Linked DNA regions of Homo sapiens: regions 1, 2, 3 and 4 are each linked to region 5. The links are chromatin contacts, found by Hi-C or POLR2A ChIA-PET in ENCODE. All regions are on one chromosome and are shown on one strand. The core of a region is the stretch at or near the end of the contact, and the rest is flanking DNA. Distances in the headings are between cores, read along the strand shown. Region 1 holds the start of CREB5 (cAMP responsive element binding protein 5). Region 2 overlaps CREB5 (cAMP responsive element binding protein 5). Region 3 overlaps CREB5 (cAMP responsive element binding protein 5). Region 4 overlaps CREB5 (cAMP responsive element binding protein 5). Region 5 has its middle 100 kb from the start of TRIL.

Region 1 (2,700 bases), core at 22-2,521, 440 kb after region 5:
CTGTGACAAACTACCATTCATTTAGCCACCTATTCAAATAAAAGCTGTGACATAACAGAGATCTAGAAATAAGGGCATGGTTTCCAATTTTTTGTTGGAATGTTCTAATAAACTATCTTCTCAGGTATCAACTATATAAGGTCACGACTGACCGCTAATTGACAGGCAATTTATCGGCACCAGCAATTTACATTAAAAATAGTGGGCTTGGAGATATTTTCAAATATGTTTACTATGAGTTAAGTTGAAAAATAAAAACCACTATAATCAGTAAGGATTTAAAAATAAGAGATCCATATAAAATGCTATAAGCAAAGGAAAATGAGAAACATTTCTGGGGAGACACAAGTGAGTTTTATTATACTTCTTCTTTTAAGTTTTAGAACTAAAGTAATAGTTGATATTCAACCCATAGAATCATCCTTCAGGGGCATACACATCTAGGTTTGAATGCGGAAAACTGTTTTATTGTTTTTTTTTAATTTTTAGGTTTCTTTTTCAAGAACTTTCTTATTAAAACTTAAATACTTATTGAAGTGATTCATGAAACCTCACAGAAAGGGGAATTCATGCTTGACACATTACTTAACATGCTCCATAGCTTCCCCACTGTAGTTCATATGCTTCTGAACATATTTTACCTGGGAAATAATAGTCTTATTCACACACACACACACACACACACACACACACACATCCTTCCACATAAAATGCTATAAGTCCCAGGAAACTGACAAAAGCAACATTAAAATTTTGTGCAAAATCTAAACTCCATTTCTGAATTCCATCTATGAAAATACAACATTGGTTCTATTTAACTAAGTGCAAAGTTTTCTCTCTGTTTAATATGCATAATAAACATCATCCTTACCATTATCTGTAGAATAAAAGCAGCAACGTGTTGCTTCCTGCAGTCACCAAATCAAGTTTTTTCTTCCTTTCTTTCTAGTAACTTCTGTTTCACCAGCAAGATTAGGAAGAAAATAAGTCTTGAGTATTTGCCTCAGTATTTCAGACCAGAAGATAGTGAAACTAGCTTTTAGTAAAAAGAACAGGTCTGGTATTTTACAATTACTTCTGCAACCCAGAGGTACCTCCTAGACTCTGGTACCTCCCTCGTTCTCTAAGTTTCTTTTAGTAATGAGACTAATTTTTCCAGTAGTCTTGAACTCCCTAGATTTAACTGACATGGAAAATGTGACTAAAAATTTGTGGAACTGTCTAGCCTCCAACCCTACACAGAATCAACTTTGTTGTAAATGTTGAAGAACACCTCGCAAGCAGCTACATGCTCAGTTTATACTCCTGCGCTACGCAGCAGAGAACACCAAATAACAGTGCGCCATCTAGTTAGCAAGCTGCAATCTCCATGCTAGAAGGGGGGACACTTTCAAACCCTGGGAGTTAAGAACTTGTCAGGGTTCAGCTGCTCTAAAGGTCCAATTGTTTGTTTAAATAAAAAAAAATATCGCTACTGAGATAATCCACATCTAGTGGATATGGGAAAATTTAGGTTATAATGGCACTACAAACTTTTACATCTAACTTTGATTTACAAGATAAAAGCAAGTTTTAAATTAAAAGGGCTTTCTGTTAATAGAGCTTATTATTCTGAAGACGGGAATGATTTTCTTCGAAAGTTGTCCCTGGGTGCATGCCTATTATCTTTGCTTTTCCCCTTCCACTAATGAGCATTTATCTAAAGAGCCTGTTAATCCTCTGATGTGTGCTTCTGGTCAGAGGTAACAGTTTGAATAAAACCACTAATCACTGATCACTAAATCACTGATCATTAATCACACTTTCCAGTGCCCATGACTGGGCCATTTTTTTTCCTTTAAGTCTATGCATCACAAACAAGAAGTTCAACATTTTCGATGCACATATATTGTGTGGAGGTTACACTATTTCATCTCTAGATGTGAATAAATACTAAATCCTGCCACAGACTTGGGGAAGGATGTCAATTAGACCCCAGACAGGAGTTTCACAAATGCCTACCCTACAGCATGGCTTTCGCTTTGAAGAAAGTAGATCTAATTATAAGAAAACATGTGTTCTTCAAGAAATTCCCACATATTTGCAATATAAACTTTTCTTTATTTAGTTTTCACCAACTCCAAATCAGGGACCACTCCAATCCCCTCTCTCCCTCTATCCAAAACTCTGTTAATACTTTTTTAAATTTAATTTCTGCTGCACACCTCCCTCACGCCCCCACCCCCCCACCCCCCACACCGAGGGTTCTTTTTACTTTGATCCCTTGCAACAAGTCATACACAGGGTCTTTATTTCAACTGCCAGATACGGAGGTTCTGACTCAGTTCAATGACTTACGTATTCGACTTCCTCTTTCAACATAGAAACTTAAGGTTAAGAGCTAGAAACTAACGCACGCAGCAATTTATTGTATGGAAGTTTAGGTTCAACGACTCACATTCCCTCACTTTGGAAATGAAACGTTTAGTCTTGATCCTTTCAGCTAAACCTGATTTTGTCAGCATCCCTCTTCTGCTAAAGGGCAGGCACTACGTAAAGTGAAATACTTTGTTTGCAGTGGGTGTATTGCTTTCCTAAGTCACCACCACGAGGACAGAGTATTATCATAACGCTTGCAAACATTTCCTGATTTGCCTTTTCTATCAGGACTAAGCATTTTCGCCCTAGAGGAGAAGGCTTACTGGTGCCTTTCTTAAATAA
Region 2 (2,700 bases), core at 94-2,593, 350 kb after region 5:
ATGCCCTGTGCCCCTTCCCTGCTATTCCTTTCTCCATCACACTTATCACCATCTGACATGTTATAGATTTTTTTTTCACATATTTATTGTTTCTCTTGCCCCCTAGAGGTAAACTACCTGAAGGCAGGTATTTTTGTTTGTTTTTTATCATCTTTATTCAGTGGTATATTCAACAATGCCTTGGACAGTGCCTGCCATGTGGTGGGCACTTGAAAATGTTTCTTGAATGAAAAATGATGAACAAAATTTCTTATATATTTCAGGATATGAACTAGTCTGAGTTCTAAGCCATTGGCAAGTTGACATTTATGATACCTGATAGTGAATTACAACATGCTTTTCTAAGGGGAAACAATTCTCTTATTAAAGATTTATGAGGTTATAAGCTTCTATTAATATGGAAATTGAGGCTATTATGGAACGTGTTGTCTGCTATGTATAGTATTAATACAGATAATGAGGGCTTTCTCCAGTGGACATAACCTGCTTACAGCCTGCGCTGATTCTATATACACATTGGGATGCTTCTGGAAAAGGATGCTGGGATTAGAGACAGAGTCTGTACAACAGACTTTTCCCCAATGGACAGCCACATGGGTCAAGTAAGGATCAATTCTCTATTTGCTCTTTAACAGAATTTTCTAGACCAACTGCAGCTAGAAGTTTTAAAGGTGGTGTGCAGAACCAGTCCAATCTTTCCAATATTTTTTGTGTAAGACACATAGAAAGTTCAAGCAAGAACTTTCTTTAGCCAAATTCTCCAGATAAATTAATCCATCTTCCACTTTACTAAAACCTAATGAGGGAACCAATGCAAGTCTAAAGACTCAGAGGAAAAGAAATCAGAAGACAACTAGAGATGTAGAATTAAAAAGAAATAATTGTCAGAATGTAGACCAAAAGGAAAAAGAAAAGAATACTAAAAAATGATAAGATAGGCACTGAATAAGAACCTGTGTTTCTGCTTTTTAAGCAGGGAAAGAAGAGCTGGGGTGGCAGGATGCCAAGGATGTTGACAGCTGGAAAAACCTGGTCAAAGGGGTAGGTAAAAGAATATTGTCAGGCGGGGGAGCATTATTCCTACTCCTCATTTCCCTGCCCTGTGACTTCCAAAGAAATGCCAGAGCCAAAGCCACCAACACAGCCGTCTTTGCTGCCAGAGGAGTCATTGTGGTTTAGCCCTCAAGACAATGCCCTCTCGTGTAACCATGGCCACCTGAGGCTGGATTTGGCCCCTCTGGTTTGAATGAGGCAAAGGAAGAAGAAGCCTCAACAGCCTGAATATTGTCCAGCTTCCCATGCGTGCAAGTGAGGCTGAGGCATGAGACGGCGGTGTCCTGAGATGCTGGCCCTAGACCATGGGGAGGCTGGCCGTTCCCCACCCACACACCTATCATGAAAGCATCACATGGCTATGAGCAACACTTAAAAGAGAGAAAATAACATGTTTCTACAGCTGCAATAGTTCCTTTTCTTACTTTGGTTGCTTAATTATTTTAATTTTTAAAATTTAATTATCTATACTCTTTTTCAACCCACAAGAAATTTAAAGCAACTCACGAAACATGTATAGCATGACAATGTTTTTTAAATTAAAAATCAGAACCAGAGAAAATATAAACTAGAACTGAAAGTCTGGTCTAGGGAGGAAGTAAAATATGCTCGTCACAATGTTCGAAAAGGTTTTCAAAGTTTAGCAGTAAACTTGGCTTTGTGTTAACCTGGCAGTCAAAGCGAAAAGAGAAACAGAACCAGTTACATGATTCTCATGTCCATAAGGAGAAAAATATTTCAGTTCCTCAGGGGAAGCAAACCATTTCCTGGAATTCAGATCTGCAAGAATTTCCTCACACAGGGCTTCATATAAGAAATCATGAATAATGCAATGGAGAATATCTAAAACCACACCCCGACCACGGGCTTCACGAAACTGTTCTTGGAAAAATGTCTTTAGTAAAATCAAGGGCACACACTTGAGGTAAAACCATTCTATCAGAAATGAAGACAATATGGATGAAATACACATCTTTCTTATAGTTCAGTTTAAGAAGCCAGCTTTGACTATCTTGAGGAATGAATGAACTTAATTCCTTAGTCTTCTACATACACATGTCTATCAAAAAAAAAATTTATTACTCAACCAAAGGAAGTTGACTAGATGATGAGAATTTCTTCCTCTCTTGCATGCTATTTTTATGGTTTTAAATATATATACATATACATTTCTATTGCAACAAAATATAGAATGCATGTCTTTTATTTTTATTAAGTTAATTTTTTAAAGTGCTCAGAACCTTATTATTTGGCTGGCAAATAATAGTTGCTATGTAAGTGCTTGTTTAAAAAAGAAAAAAGGCACTTCATATCCTTTGAGGGGGAGTGGAGGAGAGAGTCAAGCATGCATGATAAATTAATTATAAATAAGTAAAACGAGTTGACTGAGATTTTGTACCCCTCTTGTAAGCATCACTTATTTTCATGGTTTCTCCTGAAGCCATACAGGCTAAATACAAGCCCTTGACTATTATGACATGAGAATGTGACAGGAAAAATCTGGTGGAGGGGGGATTATTATAATTTCACATAGACAAGGACTAAAAGGCTTTGAAACACTTAGAGAAATATCAGAACCTTTTAAAATTTCTTTTCCGGATGGAACAGCTGGACTTCAGAATTCATTACTACCTAACTGGTCTTTCC
Region 3 (2,700 bases), core at 53-2,552, 280 kb after region 5:
ATTTGTATATTCTAATGTTAGATATATTTGGCCAGTGCCCTACAAAGAAGTAAAAGGTAAGAAAAAAATATGTAGAATATTTTGGAAGCGTCTCCCATAACCCGTCAGAGCTCTGTACTGATATCCATTCTTGTAGAACTCCAAATTCCATATTATCTTCATTGCTCTCCTGAAGAATTACTGAGTGTAAATTATATACTATCACTTATCCATAAAGAAGAATCAACTTAGTTAAGAAAGCTGGGATCTATTAAGATTATAGCCATCTACTCAACGGATTATTGACTCCTACAAAAATGTCTTAGATGATAAGAAACAAAGAGACAGAGAGAGTGTGTTAACTTCCAGTAGTGCTACCTACCCTTCTGCCATTTTCCCAGGCTTTGCTGACTTGATCCTGAATTAATGAGCCTGTTACATGATAGCTAATAAAAATGACTGGAGGAGAGATACTGTTTGGATTCTGCCACATATTTGGTTCAAGGCTGGATCGATTTTATCTCTATTTAATACATGCTTGTTTTCTGTCTCACTTGTCTTCCCCACAGCCCATGGCTCACTCTTTTTTTCCATCTGGGAAACTTATCTCTGAAAACGCTACCATCAATCAGCCAAAGACACTCTTCCCGGCAGAGCGTCTGCCAGTTTGACTAAGCACAAGTAGTCACTAGTTTGGGGATGCCTCCCACACTCTCCATAGCTGTGTGTTTTTCTAGTCTGCCCAACCACACAAGAGCAATTTGAGATATTTATATTTACCTCTGGTTTCTATTGAGGTAATGGCACTACTTTCACAGAATTGAGCGCAGGGCATGGTATGGATTGCTGTGGTATGGAATGGAAGTTGCACGTGTTGTTTGTCTACTTCCTTTTAACATTACTTCTTTGGATTTTTGCATTTGCACTCATTTTGGTCTGGTTTGGCTCAGTGCCTGTTCAAAAAGCATGAAAATCAAATGCTTATGAGGATGCCTACCCTTTGTCCCCAAAGTCCTCCCTGATAACTGGCACTACTCCCATTTTCAAGTCCTTTATGTTGATAGCTCTCTCAATACATTCAAGCCTCCAAGCTTAAATTTTGTACTGTGAAAAGAGGGAGACAGAGAAGAGCGAAAACTTGGGGTTGCCTGCAGCAGCCAAGCACTGATAGAAGGGAAGGGAAGAGGGGGGAGCAGGAGCCAGGTGGCCCCTTCTCCCACAAAGTCTCAGCCATGAACACACCCGCTGGCCGCAGCACAAGAGCACTATGCGTGGGCACAGGTGGGTCCCAGCCTTTCTGGCTGGATGCAGCTTAAGCACTGAGCCTGAATGAAGACTTTCATTGCTGTTTGCTGTTTTTCTTGGCCAGTAGCCATGGCAAACATTTGCAGGTGGCTTGGCCAGATTTTGACACTTAAATATTTGAGGTTGTGATAAAAATCAGAATATTACTACAATATGGTTCTGTGCAGCCTCAAAAAAAATAAAGTAAAAAAAAAGCTATCTGCAATTTCAAATGCTCATTTAAAGACACAGTCTCCAGAGGGAACTCGTGTTTTCAAATAAGTACTCATTTCCTCTTTCCTGAGAGAAATAAAAGAGTCAACCGTCCCCAAATGTTACCACCTAGAGTTTCATACTGAATCCACTGGTGAGATGGGTTGGGTTATTTCTTGCTGAGTCTCCAGGATCATCCGGGCAAGGTTTTGGATGGAGAAAAATGGAAACGACAAGATGTGTGGGTTTGAATCAACATGGCAAACACACCAGGGAGGAATCTGAATAAAAGAAATAGCCTCCCTCGGGCTTGGCAATGAGACAGAGTCCTAAAAGTGACAATTATCTCCTAGAACACACCAGGAGCGACACACAACACCCCAGGCTGGAGAATAAATGGGAAGATGGAGTGTGTCCAAAAGGCGTCCATACCACAGAAACACCCGCCTCCATCCAGGCATGGTGACACAGCCTACAAATGTCACCCAAATGTACAGTCCTGGGCCAGCTGGGTAAATTATCAACAGAGTCAGCACTCATCTTAAACTTTATTGCTAGCCCTCAAAAGACTGTTTCATAAAGACCAGCTTTGTGCTAACAATGGCTGAATACTAAGGGCCTCCAAAAGGGTAGTTGGTGGGGGGTGGCAGGGAGAGGGAGGCAGGAGAACTCCAGGGGGGAAGGAATGCTGTAAAACTGCTAGTAAACTCTAGCACATTTTATGTTTTTTCCCCTTGAAAGAAAAATAAAATAATTATAATTAGCTGGCATAACTGTGAATTGTCTGCTGAAAGCCAAGCCACTTGAGAGAAGTCCCTGGAGATTTAGATGCTGTCTTTAATGAATCTACTCCACCCTCTTAGCACTCTATGGGTTCTTGATTTAGATAGCAGCAACATTTGCTCTCATGGTCATTTGAGAAGAAAAGAAATCTTTAGCAGAGACACTTACCAACCTAGCATTGACTCCTTTCAACAAAGCCGAGCATTCGAAGGGCCAGGTTAATGTTCTGTTTCTTGAATAGAAAACCAAACGCACCCACAGCAAACTCACAAAATGGTCATTACCCATTACCCATTACTCTCATTTCTTAAGGTGGGTCTTAACGTATCACAGCCATTCCTGGTAAGTTGAAAATGTGAGACAAGGTGCCCCTTCTGGAATATCCTAGGGAGGAATAAGCCAGTGTTCCCTGCAGGTCTGGAATTCTTATAACACCGAAAA
Region 4 (2,700 bases), core at 74-2,573, 370 kb after region 5:
GTATGACACTCCACATCAATCCTGCTTTCTTCCTAGGAACAAATGTTGTTTATTAATTATATTAGTTAAGGCCATGGCCAATTTGCACTTCGTGTTTCTGAAACAAAGCAAATATTTATCTCAATACATCTGTCAGAAGGGCAAGGGGACACACACAATAATAACCCAACACACATTCACCAAAAACACACTCTCGATTTATTTTCTTCAAAGATGCCTGGTTCTACTTTCAAAGCAAGGATGCAGGTAGGTTATCCCCACATGTGGCTAGCTGTTGGGAAGGAATTGCATATGCAATTTGGAGCTAAGAATTTCTTTCTTTGGGAGGGATATTGCATCTTTCATTATCTTATTTGCTCATCTGCAAAACAGTGCCATTGTAGTAAAACACTGTAGAACAGGACCATTCAAAGAGGTATTATGTGAAAACATAACTATTGGAAGCTAACTGTAAATTAAGAGAAAAGTAAGTCCTCTGGATTTCAAATATATCTTTATTTTTCAAACCTGAATATTGTAACTTTCCACAGAAAAATAAACACCTTGAATTTCAGTCCAAGAAAATCAATTACTTTGTGTTTGTCTTGGTATCTTTCTGTGTGTCTGTGTGTGTCTCTCTCTCTTTCTGTGGGCATCTTCCCTCTGTCTCTTTGCATGTCTATTTCTCCATGTGTGCCTTTCTCTCCTCTCTTTGTGTGTTTGTCTCCTTATGTCTGTCTGTCTGTCTCACACAGACACATGCATATACTCATTTTATCAGTAGTGTTCTTACCAGCGTTACTGGTGAAAGGATCTTGTGGTCTTGTTTCCTGTTGCAGTGTTATTCTTGAAGCGGGCTGCAGTCAGAATCTGAATTTCATTGGGCTATTATTATTTGCAGCTGTGTGACCTTTTTAACCCTGCTTTAAAAGTGACATTTCAGCCCTCAAGCTTGAAACGCCTGAATGCTACAAGGTTTTCAAACCAGAGATTTACACAGGGAACAAGACCAAGAGTGGGGCTGTACCTTATAAGTGAACATTTCACCAGAACTTGGCGTGAAGAGGGTGTGTTCCTGGGCAGTTTAGAGCCAGTAGTCTCCCCCAGAAGGCCTGAACTTGACACATAACACTGCGGTTAAATATTACTATTCTGTTCAAACCAGAAGAATATCCCTGTTCTTCAAAGATATTTGCCATCCCCTGGTATCCCAAAAGCTCAGAATCCTACAACCTGAATCACAGCCCCCTTTGGGATTGCGTCACACTTTATATTATGCTTAGAGGCTGTCAGAAGTTCCCTTCCAATGAGGCCCACTGCTCCCAGGAGGAAGGATTTCCAAACAGCTTTTGTCTCTGGAAACTAACCCGGGTCTTACTTCCCAGAGGGGGCCGTAACAGGAGAGAGTGCTGGGGGCTCACGTCCTCTCACGTACTTCTGCAGAGGTTTGTGGTTTTATTTATGTGGCGTTTATGCTGTGTATAGGAAAACATTCCAGTGGGATTGGGTTTTCATATGTTAGATTCCTCTTTCTTTCTTTTTTTTAAATTTTCCATATGTTTCTTTAGATAGGAGGTCTTTGTTCAAAGTTACTGGCTAATTCTGATTTTTGTTTCACATAATCCTGTCTTATAGCTTTCCTCTCTATGGGTTCAATAGTTCAGAACATACTTGGTAATAAGCACTTGTGTGAAGCATGAGAGGTGCAATGTTGAGTAAGTCGCTGAATGCGTATGAACCGCATTTAGGTCCTTGTCCCCTTGTTACCATGCAGTACAATATACTTTCTTGCAGAAGACATCACATCTCTAAAACAAAAGTTTATTTGACATGTGTGTGGTTAACAAAATACAAGTGTAGAGATTCTTAGGTTTTGAAGGAAATATTGAATGTAACCAAATAATTTAGCTTGTTTCTAATGGGACTAAACATATAACCTCAGAAAACATGCTGACTGGTGGCAAACTCTCTTCCTTTTTACCTGCTCTCACTGTGCACAAAAAGGAAAGAAAACAAAAAAGAAAAATTAGAACAAAACATAGCCAAGGTTTAGGTCGACCCTGTCATCTCTATTTTTCCAGAAAAGAAAGTATTTCATTGTCATTTAAAATAACTGCCCCCATGAACTCCTGAGAGAAAAGACTATGATAGCAACGAAATTCAGTGCAAAACTGGATCTATTCTTCATACTGGTGGAAAGCAGCTTGCCTTTTGGAAAATCTAAGAAAAAGGTCAGCAGTATAGTTTTCTCTTCTCCCTTTGTGCCCTACTACAGTAAAATTTGCCTCTTTAGAATTGGAACACGTTCCCAAATGGTACTACTCTGCCTCTAGATAGATACTTTTTAATGCAGTTTGAGTGCATTTGATTTTTAAACAATTTTCATGTAAAATAAATATCTTTAAATATTCTTAAGAGTCACAACTTTTTAGTCTAGTCTTAGTTTTCTTTTCACACATGCAGATGATTTTTATTGGATAATGTGGGGGGGGGGAGGTTTTGGATTTTTATTCTAGATAAGTATCTATATCTTCAGCAACAATATACATTTGGTCCACCCAATGTACGGGCTGAAGTCATACTCAAAACATCTGAAAATGTGTCTTTTTCTGCATGAATGTGAGCTACCACATGTGAGACTGCATCAAGCCCAGTGATGCCCAAGCCAGACCACTCTGCTTTCGGCGAAACCAGGAAGAGACTATTTCATCTTACTATTAA
Region 5 (2,700 bases), core at 61-2,560:
ATGACAGAAAATATGGTGTACATATATAATGGAATACTATTCAGTCTTAAGGAATTTTTGTCATTGACATTTCTTTTAAAGTAGGGAGATATCACGGGGGGATTTGCATTTTAGGAAGATGAATGAGAGAGAATAGCGATATGGAGGCAGAGAGATCAACAGAAGACCATTTGCCCCAAGAAAAGATTTGTGAAGGCCTAAACCCATGTGGGGATCAGAGGGAGGAGCAGGGACTAGAGGTACTCTTCAGAGAACCCTTACATCTTGGGTTCTAGTTGGATGTGAGAGCTAAGCAAGAGGAAATCTGGAATGCCTCTGAAATTTCTGTCATGAGCTCTTGGGAGAATGCAGTTTCTGGCATTGTTAATTCAGCTCGTGTTTTCCAGATGATTAAGAGGTTAGAGGCAAGAGAAAGAAGACGATGAGGTTCCTTAACAAAGTGTTACATTCGTGGTTCTTATGGTATGCCCAAGTGTCCACACAGAGAGAATAATGGATTCAGGAGAGAGGTCCACGCTAGAGATAAGGACTTGGAGGTCAGCAGAGGTCTGTTCATCTCTCGAGGAGGGAGAATAGATAGGAATAGGGTCAGGAAGGTGGCCAATACAGAGCCTTGAACACACCTACTTTAAAATCTGGAGGAGTGGGGGTGAGAAGGAAATCCTTCTAAAGAGGGCTGAAAAGAAACAAACAAGACAAACAGGAGATAAAATCCAGACAGAGTTGTGACTGAGCCCAAGGGACGGTGTGAATCTCCAGGAGAAAATAGCCCAAGAGGTAAAAATTCATGGAGAAGCCAACAGAATATCCATGAAAGTTATCCACTTAATATAGCAAGCCATTTGCAGGCCAATGATAATTACAAAAGCCATTTCAGGACACCAGATTGTAGAGGGTGGACTTGTAGCATGGTAGGTGTTCATTAAACATTTGTTGGATTGAATTACACAGGGTTACTGCCATCCTGGAACAGGCCTTGATGCTCAGGGAAGGGGTAGATGTTAGAGAAGGAATGCGGTCTTTATTGGACATTCCAATTTGGTCTAGGACCAGTAGCCCTGGATCAATCTAGAGAGGAGGCTTCCTCTTCCCAGCCTGTTGAGTCTTTGCCAACATTTTACTGCTCTGATCCATTATCAGTGTGTCACCCCTTTGCCATGCATAGAAACAGTAAGTGCAAAGAAAATGCACTGTGGGGGTGGATGACTCAGGAGGTTTGGCAATGGATAAACAGCATTTTACCTTTAGTGGTGATAGATAGAGGGCCCGCAAGGCAAAGACTGCTGTCTGCTTCTCCTCACAGGCGTCCTCCTCCTACTGTATTTTTGTGTAGCTCCAAGCATGCCACAAGTACCCACAACAAACCATTAATTAAAGCTGGTTTCTGGTCTAGGTTTAAAAACTCCAAAGTTGTCACATGGAGGGGTGTGTGTGTGTGTCAGAGGGAGAGAGAGAGAGAGAGAGAGCTTCACTAACCTTTATAGCCACTGCCTCTCTTATTCACCCATCTAACTTAGCAGCAGGCACTGAAGCCCAAATCGAAGAAGAAACCCAGTGTGCTCTGTCCTTGGAGGTATCTCCAGAGTACAGTGTCTTGTGCCTGCCACTGCTAGACATTCAGAGAATACTGACTGACAGATAGGAGGGATGAGGTGGCATCTTCTGGCACTCTGAATTTCCTTCATACTTTTTCTGATTTGGATTGTGTGGGTTGTACCAGCTAGTGTTCAACCTCAGACACAGAACCAATATATCCATTCAGAGATGTCTTACTAGGAATTGGCTTATGCTGGCCGGGCGCGGTGGCTCACGCCTGTAATGCCAGCACTTTGGGAGGCCGAGGGGGGTGGATCATGAGGTCAGGAGATCGAGACCATCCTGGCTAACACGGTGAAACCCCGTCTCTACTAAAAATACAAAAAAAATAGCCGGGCGTGGTGGCAGGCGCCTGTAGTCCCAGCTACTCGGGAGGCTGAGGCAGGAGAATGGCGTGAACCTGGGAGGCGGAGCTTGCAGTGAGCCAAGATCGTGCCATTGCACTCCAGCCTGGGTGACAGAGCAAGACTCCATCTCAAAAAAAAAAAAAAAAAAAAAAAAAAAAAAAAATTGGCTTATGGTGTTGTGGGAGCTGCCTAAGCACATCCAAAGTCCACAGGACAGGGAGTCAGGAGGGGAAGCTAAAAAGCAGAATGGAGCTCTGGGCATGGCTGCGCTGTTGTTCATGGATGTGACCTCCTCTCTGTCTCGGTCTCTGTCTCTCTCTGGGGAGTCTTGGCTGTGCTTTGAGGGCTTCCGACTGATTAGGCCAGGCCCACCCAAGTTATCCAGTATAACCTCCCTTACTTAAAAGTGAACTGATTAATGACTTGAATGACATCATCAAACCCTTTCACAGTAACAGCTAGATTAGTGTCTGGTGAATCAATGGGAACTTTAGCTTAGTCAAGTTGACATATCAAAAAAGCCATCACATGGGGTTAAGAATAATGTTAGAGATCCTGTGGATAGGTAAAGAATAGGGTGTGTGTGTTTGTGTGCATGTGGGTGTGTTTACGCGTGCGCGCGTGTGTAGGGAGGGAGGAAGAGGGAGTTGGAAGTCTTGGGATCCTCCTTTCTCTTCCCTTTGAAGTCTCACAGAAGTCTGTCGGGGGAAGATAATTGGCGTCTAACACCTTGCCGAGGGAAACCATGCCCTGAGGT

Evidence for each region. A loop is a pair of places that touch in the nucleus more often than their neighbours do. ChIA-PET counts read pairs that join two places held with the same protein, here RNA polymerase II (POLR2A). Pooled maps may share reads with other maps.
Region 1: a loop to region 5 is called in a map of cardiac septum, with 4 times the contacts of the local background. The contact joins the promoter of CREB5 here to the enhancer-like site in region 5. A Hi-C loop is called at or near these places in 11 of 168 maps with a recorded cell type or tissue (IMR-90, MCF 10A, Right ventricle myocardium superior and 8 more), 1 of 37 single-sample maps with no recorded cell type and 22 of 50 pooled maps. POLR2A ChIA-PET finds 5 or more read pairs at or near these places in 3 of 52 experiments (AG04450, HEK293 and HEK293T).
Region 2: a loop to region 5 is called in a map of heart left ventricle, with 2.5 times the contacts of the local background. The contact joins two enhancer-like sites. A Hi-C loop is called at or near these places in 1 of 168 maps with a recorded cell type or tissue (heart left ventricle), 4 of 37 single-sample maps with no recorded cell type and 2 of 50 pooled maps.
Region 3: a map of OCI-LY7 shows a loop between it and region 5 (3-fold over the local background). The contact joins two enhancer-like sites. A Hi-C loop is called at or near these places in 1 of 168 maps with a recorded cell type or tissue (OCI-LY7), 1 of 37 single-sample maps with no recorded cell type and 4 of 50 pooled maps.
Region 4: a loop to region 5 is called in a map of GM12878, with 4 times the contacts of the local background. The contact joins two enhancer-like sites. A Hi-C loop is called at or near these places in 1 of 168 maps with a recorded cell type or tissue (GM12878), 11 of 37 single-sample maps with no recorded cell type and 4 of 50 pooled maps. POLR2A ChIA-PET finds 5 or more read pairs at or near these places in 1 of 52 experiments (OCI-LY7).

What each region holds. Positions count from the first base shown.
Region 1 is chr7:28,411,089-28,413,788 of GRCh38, reverse strand. It overlaps CREB5 (cAMP responsive element binding protein 5), which reads right to left and starts at 1,271. Exons shown (of 11, transcript NM_182898.4): 1 at 872-1,271. The coding sequence starts at 874. RefSeq lists an enhancer at 1,185-1,274.
Region 2 is chr7:28,508,499-28,511,198 of GRCh38, reverse strand. The region is part of intron 4 of CREB5 (cAMP responsive element binding protein 5); the gene reads right to left. Among named protein-coding and RNA genes, the nearest start is that of CREB5, 97 kb to the right of the region's middle. Within about 2 kb of position 1,343, at least 7 of the 41 ENCODE cell types and tissues checked have a DNase peak (open chromatin) inside an H3K27ac peak, as active enhancers do.
Region 3 is chr7:28,572,038-28,574,737 of GRCh38, reverse strand. The region is part of intron 5 of CREB5 (cAMP responsive element binding protein 5); the gene reads right to left. Among named protein-coding and RNA genes, the nearest start is that of CREB5, 160 kb to the right of the region's middle. RefSeq lists silencers at 629-678, 1,253-1,547. Within about 2 kb of position 1,302, at least 4 of the 41 ENCODE cell types and tissues checked have a DNase peak (open chromatin) inside an H3K27ac peak, as active enhancers do.
Region 4 is chr7:28,479,799-28,482,498 of GRCh38, reverse strand. The region is part of intron 1 of CREB5 (cAMP responsive element binding protein 5); the gene reads right to left. Among named protein-coding and RNA genes, the nearest start is that of CREB5, 69 kb to the right of the region's middle. Within about 2 kb of position 1,323, at least 2 of the 41 ENCODE cell types and tissues checked have a DNase peak (open chromatin) inside an H3K27ac peak, as active enhancers do.
Region 5 is chr7:28,854,526-28,857,225 of GRCh38, reverse strand. No RefSeq gene overlaps it. Among named protein-coding and RNA genes, the nearest start is that of TRIL, 100 kb to the left of the region's middle. Within about 2 kb of position 1,310, at least 6 of the 41 ENCODE cell types and tissues checked have a DNase peak (open chromatin) inside an H3K27ac peak, as active enhancers do; they include mammary epithelial cell, where a contact is called at or near this core.